Linked DNA regions of Homo sapiens: region 2 is linked to region 1. A link is a contact called in ENCODE POLR2A ChIA-PET data. All regions are on one chromosome and are shown on one strand. Each heading gives the region's core, a stretch centred on a gene start or an enhancer-like site at or near the end of the contact. The rest is flanking DNA. Distances are from core to core; before and after follow the strand shown. Region 1 has its middle 21 kb from the start of LINC02606. Region 2 holds the start of SLC25A33 (solute carrier family 25 member 33).

Region 1 (4,103 bases), core at 924-3,423:
ATAGGCAGCCCGTGGGTGGGGCCAGAATCCAGTTGACAGAAATGGCTTGAGGAGATTTAAGAACAGGACAAGGTGAATATTCCATTTTAAGTTATTTGTGTTTGTAAATACCCTCTGTATCCTCAGACCTTCAGCAAAGGCTGTGATGCACAGAGACGTCTTTTGTTGTCATTGTTACTATTACTTGCTGATACGGTTTGGCTGTGTCCCCACCCAAACCTCATCTTGAATTGTAGCTCCCATGATTACCACGTGTTGTAGGAGGGACCCGGTAGGAGGTAATTGAATTATGGGGGCAAGTCTTTCCTGAGCTGTTCTCATGACAGTGAATATTATGAGATCTGATGGTTTTCTAAAGGGCCTCACGAGGTCTGACGGTTTTATAAACGGGAAGTTCCCCTGCACAAGCTCTCTTTTTGCCTGCCTCCACGTAAGACATGACTTTTGCCTTCTGCCATGATTGTGAGGCCTCCCCAGCCATGTGGAACTGTGAGTCCATTAAACCTCTTTCCTTTCTAAATTATCCAGTTTTGGATATGTCTTTATCAGCAGCGTGAAAATGGGCTAATACACTTAATTTTCTTTTCTTTTCTTTTTGAGACGGAGTCTTACTCTGTCGCCTCAGCTGGAGTATAGTGGCTCGATCCTGGCTCACTGCAACCTCCACCTCCTGGGTTCAAGTGATTCTCCTGCCTCAATCTCCCAAGTAGCTGGGATTACAGGCCCCCACCACCACACTTAGCTAATTTTTGTATTTTAAGAGAGACAGGGTTTTGCCATGTTGGCCAGGCTGGTCTCGAACTCCTGACCTCAAGTGATGCCCCTGCCTCGGCCTCCCAAAGAGCTGGGATTACAGGTGTGAGCCACTGTGCCTGGCCAATACACATAATTTTCAAATAGAAGGAAAGAGGTGACACCCAGTTTGGGTTGAGGCTGGCATGGAGATGAAGCTACAGGCACAGGCTCAGACAGGATCAGAGCAGGGACAGGGCAAGGCTGGGCTCCAGGGCAGGTGGCAGCCAGGAGAAGAAGCCTTGGGGAGGCTTGGACCTGCTCCAGGGTCTGGGTGCGCTTGAACCCCTCTGGAAGGAGATGATGTCTACGGCTGCCGTCAGGCATGCAGGAATCTGCCTGGACCTGTTTTGAGGTCGGGGCCCTGAGAAAGGCCTGCCACACTTAGTGATCTTAGTGACCGTCTCATCTCATGGACAGTCTGGAGACAGAGATGCCACATGTGGGTCTGCTCCTTCAACAAGCACTTACGGAGCAATGACCGTGTCAGGTATGGTGCCGCAGGGCATGGGGACACAGGGAGAAACCTGCTCACAGATCCACAGTTCTCGTTGCTTCCTAGAATAAGAATCCCTTTCCTCCCTAGAAACCTTTACCAGCTCCTCCTGCCTAAAGGTGAAGTCTACCAAAGTCCACATTCCTGAGTGTGGAAGGTGATCCTTTGCAGCCTGGCCCCAGCTCACCTGTTCAGCCTCCTCCTCCGACACCCTCAGGAAACCCCCTGCCTTCTGGCCCCATCTAATGCATCTTGATGTTCCCAGAATGCATCAGGTAGGCAGCAAAGCCTCTGTTCCCTCTGCTCTTTTCCCCTGGACCTCCCCCACCCATCCGTCAAAGCCAAGTGAGCCATCACTGGCCGTGTGGCTCATCTTGACTTCTCCTTCCCTCTTGCCACCCCACCACTGTCCCCAGGCCCAATAGCCGCCACCATGCGGCTGTTACTGGGCTCCCATGGGGTCTCGGCCTGCAGGGATGGAGTGGGTCATCACAAGTGGTTTTCCTGCACCATCATAAGAGGTGGGCCTTGTCTTATTTATCTCAGTGTCCACCCAGCGCCTGGCACAGTCCACATCTCCTGGATTGAGCTGTTAAGGCAGTGAGGACGGGGAACACGCTCATGTAAGGATGTGGGGTACCTTCTCCAGTGTTGAGAGGACAGGAACATCAGTTATGGCTGCGGCTTCCTTTCTGGCTAACTTTCATCCAGCTCCCAGTAGAAATAGCTCCCTTTGCCCATATCAGAAAACATCTGCTCCCACTAGCTGCCCAGTCATGTACCAACACTATAAATATCCTGGCTGGGTCTCCCCTGCCTTGGCAAAGGGACCAAGAGAACTTGGAAAGAGTGAGCCCCAAGCGAGATGAGGGTGGCGGGAGTGAAGAAGCAGAAATTGCCCAATCTCCCTCTTCTGACGCCCCCAGGCACAGGCTAACAAGGCTTCCCACGTGGGCTCAGACCCCCCCTCCCGCCCCCGCCACCCGCAGGATTCCTGGGAATTCGACAGAGACAGATAAGCATCAGCTACTTTTGGTCTGGTGATTTTCAACAAGATTGTCTGGTGCAAAGACCCAGTTCATCTCTCACCAGCCGATACGTAGTTTGGAACTCAGTCTGAGCCAATCTTCCCAGTTCCAGCAGGATGCCTGCAGGATGGAAAATGACAGGGGAAAAGAGTTGCTTTATGTGCACATTTTAAAAGGAACCATGTAATTCTATGCTCCTTGAAGCTACTTCTTATTTAATAAACTGAAGATCTAAATTCCAAGTAGTATTTTGCTCTAGAACATGCACAGATTTCCAAGGAGGTTAGCGTTTGGGAGAAGAGACCAGAGAAATACTCAGGTTTCATCTAAAAATACAACTGTTCCCCCCACCCCGTGGGGATCACACGCCATGTTTGTGAAACTGGCGTGTGACACAGCAGGTTTGTGGCTACAGCAGAAGGAAACCTCTTCTTTATTCTCCAGGGAATATTCAACACTAACATTGCTGGGTGGGGTGGGGGCTGGTTTGCCCCCAGTCCTAAGATGAAATCTCTCACAGCCATGTGACCTTCCAGCAGCTCTTGGATAAGAAAAATCCTCCGGTCACTTCAAGTCCACAGTGCTCTGTTTGTGACAGGGACCCCTTGAAGTTAAAATTCTTCCCAGCCAGTAGCCTTCCTGTCTGCCGGCCTCCCTCCCACTCCCTGGGCTGCCTGGACTCCTGCAGGGTGAAGTGGGAGGAGGGGCGGTACCCCTGTCAGCCCCCACCATCATTTCCTTTGGCTGTGTAAATATTTCAAGCGAATTTTTCTCCTGTGAGGGGCTGAAGCATTCCTTGGAGACTTCCTGGAAGCTGGGGTGTTGCTCACTTGAGGGGGTGAGGACATCTTCAGCGGACGCCTGGGTTCCCTGGCTCAGCCATTTCTCCTGGTGGCCCCCCTGGGCAGTTCCTTCTCAGGGTCCGTGTCCAGTCCATGGGAAGCACTCATGCATCCTTTGTCCCAGGAGGTGGCACTCTCCCCAGGGAAGCCACCTTTCCTTGTTCTTTTTTTGTTTGTTTGTTTTTGAAACAGAGTCTCGCTCTGTTGCCCAGGCTGAAGTGCAGTGGCACGATCTCGGTTCACTGCAACCTCTGCCTCCCGGGTTCAAATGATCCTCATGCCTCAGCCTTCCTAGTAGCTGAGATTACAGGTGTGCACTGCCACACCTGGCTAATTCTTGTATTTTTGTAGAGATGGGGTTTTGCTATGTTGGCCAGGCTGGTCTTGAACTCTTGCAATCAAGCGATCTTCCCGCCTGGGCCTCCCAAAAATGCTGAGATTACAGGTGTGAGCCACTGCACTCAGCCTCACCTTTTCTTGTTTTGACTTCAGGTCTTCTTGCCTTTAGGATTTCTCAGGCAGGTGACAGACACCAGTTGTCAGGTCCCCAAGCTCTTGGGTACCTCTGACAGCTCTCTGAAGGGTCTCCTTGAAGTCCTTCTTACTAGGCCCCCCTTGTTTCATCCACAGCAGGGACGGGATGGGGAAGAAAAGTACCCCAGCATCCAAGCACTGTCTCAAAAGAAGTTCTGTCGGCCAGGCGCAGTGACTCACGCCTGCAATCTCAGCATTTTGGGAGGCTGAGACAGGCGGATCACCCGTCAGGAGGTCAAGAGTTTGAGACCAGCCTGGCCAACATGGTGAAACCTCGTCTCTACTAAAAATACGAAAAAATTAGCTAGGCGTGGTGGCAGCCGCCTGTAATCCCAGCTACTCAGGAGGCTGAGGCAGGAGAATCCCTTGAACCTCGGAGGTGGAGGCTGCAGTGAGCCAAGATAGGCGTCA
Region 2 (4,103 bases), core at 1,099-3,598, 90 kb before region 1:
AAACAAAAAGCAAAAACCCACCTCACTAAAAACAGTAAGTCAAAATCACTGAGCAGAAATTCCTTTTTTTTTTTTTTTTAAATGATCCTTCTTGGCTTAAAAAACGTGTGAGACAAAAAAAAAAATGGCCAAGTTGTTTAAAATTCCCAAGAAAGACAAATTTATATAGAGTGGCTTAATTTAAGAATGCTTCCCCCTTGTGTTACTCTGAAAGGAAGTCTCTGCCGGGCATGGTGGCTCACGCCTGTAATCCCAGCAATTTGGGAGGCCAAGGTGGGCCATCACTTGAGGTCAGGAGTGCCAGCCTGGCCAACATGGCAAAACTCCGCCTCTTAGCAAAAACACAAAAAAATTAGCTGGGCGTGGCCGGGCGCAGTGGCTCACACTTGTAATCCCAGCACTTTGGGAGGCCGAGGCGGGCGGATCACGAGGTCAGGAGATCGAGACCATCCTGGCTAACACGGTGAAACCCCGTCTCTACTAAAAATACAAAAAGCTGGGCGTAGTGGCGGGTGCCTGTAGTCCCAGCTACTCGGGAGGCTGAGACAGGAGAATGGCGTGAACCCGGGAGGCGGAGCTTGCAGTGAGCTGAGATGGCGCCAGTGCACTCCAGCCTGGGCTACAGAGCGAAACTCCGTCTCAAAAAAAAAAAAAGAAAAAAAAAATTAGCCAGGCTTGGTGGCGGGGCCTGTAATCCCAGCTACTCGGGAGGCTGAGGCAGGAGAATCGCCTGAATCCGGGAGGCGGAAGTTGCAGTGAGCCCAAAGATCGCACCACTGCACTCCAGCCTGGGCGACAGAGGAAGACTCCCTCTCAAAAAAAAAAAGGAAGTCTCAATGGAGACATGGAGGGAAGGGTTGCAAGGGAATGAATGACAGGGAAGAGATGAATGAGAAACTCTTCCAATCTATGAAGACCCACCGAAGTTTTTGGTTAAAGTAACCTGGTGACTGCCCACAATACAAGTACAAAAAAAGCTCAGGGACGCTTTCATCAGTCATCTTCCAAGATAAGTTTCTCAACCATTGTTTGTTGTAAGGAACATATCCAGGTAGGAATCCAGGCTGCAACTACTCAAGCCAAGATGATCATCCCAGAATAAACTATTTTATGCAAAATATCCTACACTCAAAAATTCCTGTGCCAGGCCGATGAGGTCCTCAAATTAATACTCCAAATATCTGTAAGACTCCGAAAGGACCCCAAGCCACCGGCTGTGATAAAGGAAAAAAGAAAATTACTAATACTCAAAAATATTTTACCTTCTATTCTCGGCGGGAGGTGACAAGGGGAGGTGGCGAGGGGTACCATCTCCCTTCCTAACCGCAGAACTCAACCTCCTAAAAATGCATTGTCTCCGCTGGAAAAAAGGTGCCTGACCATAGACCTAATGCAGCTTTCAAAACAAGGAACACCTTACAATTCTGCGGTCTCTGGCGTTGGAAGCGTCTACCAGCCGGCGAGAAGTGTCTCAACACACCTTCCAGACCTCATATGAGTTCGGGTCCCTGGCTTAGCCACCCCGCGTGTGGCCGCAAGCATCACCGTTCACCAGCACCACCCAGGCCTTGCTGACGTCCAACGTCCGCAGACCTTTTTGCCCGTCCGGATGACCTCCCGCGCTGCCCTGAGGAACCTCGGGCACACCCGAGCATCAGCGATCCTACCACGGGCTCTGAGGCGCTGCGCTTCGGGAGAGGCCCCAGGAGAAGGGGGCGGGGGAGGGGGGGCCGCGCCACAGCGTCCAGGCTGGACCGCCGCCGAGCACCACTCACCGGCCACTGACTCTTCAGAATGGGGAAAAGCTGGGGACGCCGCGGGGAGGACGGGCGGCGGGGCACAGCCGCCCTCGGGGCTGCGGTCAGGACGTAGGGGTGAGGAAGGCCCGACCCCCTCCCTCGGCCCTGCCCACCAGTCCCCGACGCCGGGACTTCCTCCTCCCGAGCGCCGGCGCCGTAGCCCGGGGAAGGCCGGTAACCGCCGCGGGAGGCTGGGGCCGCGCCCGGGGCGAAGGCCGAGGGGACCGCAGGCGGTGGGGCGCGCGCGGCTGGGCCCGGGAACTCACCCGCCGGCGAAGAGGTGAAGCAGCGTGTTCTCCTTCTGCTGGCCGCCCGTCGCCATGGCCGCGCCGGCTCCGCGGCCCGTCGCCGCCCGGTGGCGAGAGCGCGTGGCGGCTCGAGGGATGCGCGAGGTCGCCGGGTCTTGTCTCCCCGCTGCCCTCAGGGGGCTGCCGGCAACGCCTCCATGCGCGCGCGGGCTCCAACGCCCGGCTCTGCTCGGCCCGCGCCTTCCGCGGCGTGGCCGCCGGCGCCTCACCGGCCTCTGCGGCGCGAGCCCGGCGGGGAGCTAGAGCCCGGCGCGCGGCCGTCACGTGGCGGGGGCCGGACCGTGACGTCACGGGCGCGCGAGTCTGGGGCGGGGCGTGACGGGGGTGTGGACCCAAATTTCGAGCGCTCATTGGTTAGGACGCGGATGTGGGCGGGGAGGTTGCGCAGTTCTGGGGCGGAGCCAGCCCCGAGCGAATGACTGGGGAGAGGGGCTGGCCTAGGCCGGAGCGTGGAGGCAGTGGAAACTGGCTGTGACTGACTGGTCCTCGCTCCTCAGAGAAGCCTCGCGAGGCCCTAGGCCTTGCCTTATTTTAAAAGTTTACTTTGTGATATTTACGTGTGCAAAAGGTGTACAAATTACGTGTTACATCTCACACCTCTGTACTCACCACCCCGTTTAGGGAAACAAAAACATAATCTAAAAATCTATAATCTAAACAGCCTTAGATAATCAGTGAGGCCCTCACGGTGGCTCACGCCTGCAATCTCAACACTTTGGGAGGCCGAGGCGGGCGGGCGGATCGCCTGAAGCCAGGAGTTACAGACCAACCTGTCCAAGACGGCGAAACCGTGTCTCTACTAGAAATACAAAAGTTAGCCGGACGAGGCGGCGCACCCCTGTCATCCCAGCTACTTGGGTGGCTGAGGCTGGATAATCGCTTGAGCCCGGGAGGCGGGGGCTGCAGTGAGCCAAGATCTTGCCACTGCACTCCAGCCTGGACGACAAAGCGAGACTCTGTCTCAAATAATTAATAATCATTATCATTATGTGGATTTTTGATCTCCCTATAAGTAGTAGTATATGCTGCGTATATTTTGCAGTATGCTTTTTGCTTCTTTTCTGATCATCTCCAGCCCAGACCTAGATATCCAAACTGCTTCTCTCAGCCTATGTCACTGGGTCATTGTCATACTCAACCTGACATCTTCTAATCTCCAGGTCTCCCCCAGATGGAGACTTTCCTGGCCGCCTTTGCAGCGCAGTCTGTCACACGACTATAGAACCAGGGCTTCTGCAGTTAGTTTGTTGATTTATTTAAGTTGTCCTTCCCATACAGGAATGTAAGCTTCAGGAGAGCAGGGACCTTATTTCTTTTGTTCACAGTTGTTCCTGACACAGTACCTGCCACCTAGTAATGCCCAAGGAGCTAATGAATAAAGGTCCCAAATTGAACTTATCATTCTTCCCCTCCCCCAAACCTGCTCTACCTCTATTTCCTGTCCTGGCAGTGACACCACTGACTGCACAGGCACCAGTGCCAGAAGCTTTCCTGTTACCTTGGACTATGTCTCTCTGTCTGTCTCTCTCTCAGCAGACCACCATTCACCTGCAGAACGTACCAACCCTTTCTCTTCCGTCTCTCAGAGCTCCGGAAAGCTGTACCTTGACCAGAACAAGCAGTTAGATGTCCTGTGTGTAAACATAGAGAGCTTAAGTAGGAGGGAATTGTGTGGAAACGTGGGAGCTAGCCAGCCAATCTGTATTTGATTGCTGGGACTCTTTAAATAAAAACAGCTCTTAGGAGCAGTCCTCCAAAATGCAAATACAGTGGTTACTATTAAAGCCATTGCTCCCAGGCCTAGGAGAAGGGGAAGCCATACTAGGGCATGAGATATCTGAGAAAAAGAAGTAAAGAAAACCCAGCACAGTGGCCCACTCCTGTCATCCCAGCACTTTGGGAGGCTGAGAAGAGTGGATGACTTGAGTCTAGTAGCTCAAGACCAGCCTGGATAACGTGGCAAAACCCTGTCTCTACAAAAGAAAAAAAAAAGTAA

What was found. ChIA-PET counts read pairs that join two places held with the same protein, here RNA polymerase II (POLR2A).
Region 2: POLR2A ChIA-PET joins it to region 1 with 10 read pairs in Caco-2. The contact joins the promoter of SLC25A33 here to the enhancer-like site in region 1. POLR2A ChIA-PET finds 5 or more read pairs at or near these places in 3 of 52 experiments (Caco-2, H1 and HepG2).

The regions. Positions count from the first base shown.
Region 1 is chr1:9,447,526-9,451,628 of GRCh38, reverse strand. No RefSeq gene overlaps it. Among named protein-coding and RNA genes, the nearest start is that of LINC02606, 21 kb to the right of the region's middle. Within about 2 kb of position 2,173, at least 10 of the 41 ENCODE cell types and tissues checked have a DNase peak (open chromatin) inside an H3K27ac peak, as active enhancers do.
Region 2 is chr1:9,537,710-9,541,812 of GRCh38, reverse strand. It overlaps SLC25A33 (solute carrier family 25 member 33), which reads right to left and starts at 2,348. Exons shown (of 7, transcript NM_032315.3): 1 at 2,066-2,348. The coding sequence starts at 2,121. RefSeq lists enhancers at 1-467, 1,493-1,622, 2,289-2,583 and silencers at 1,693-2,052, 2,073-2,592.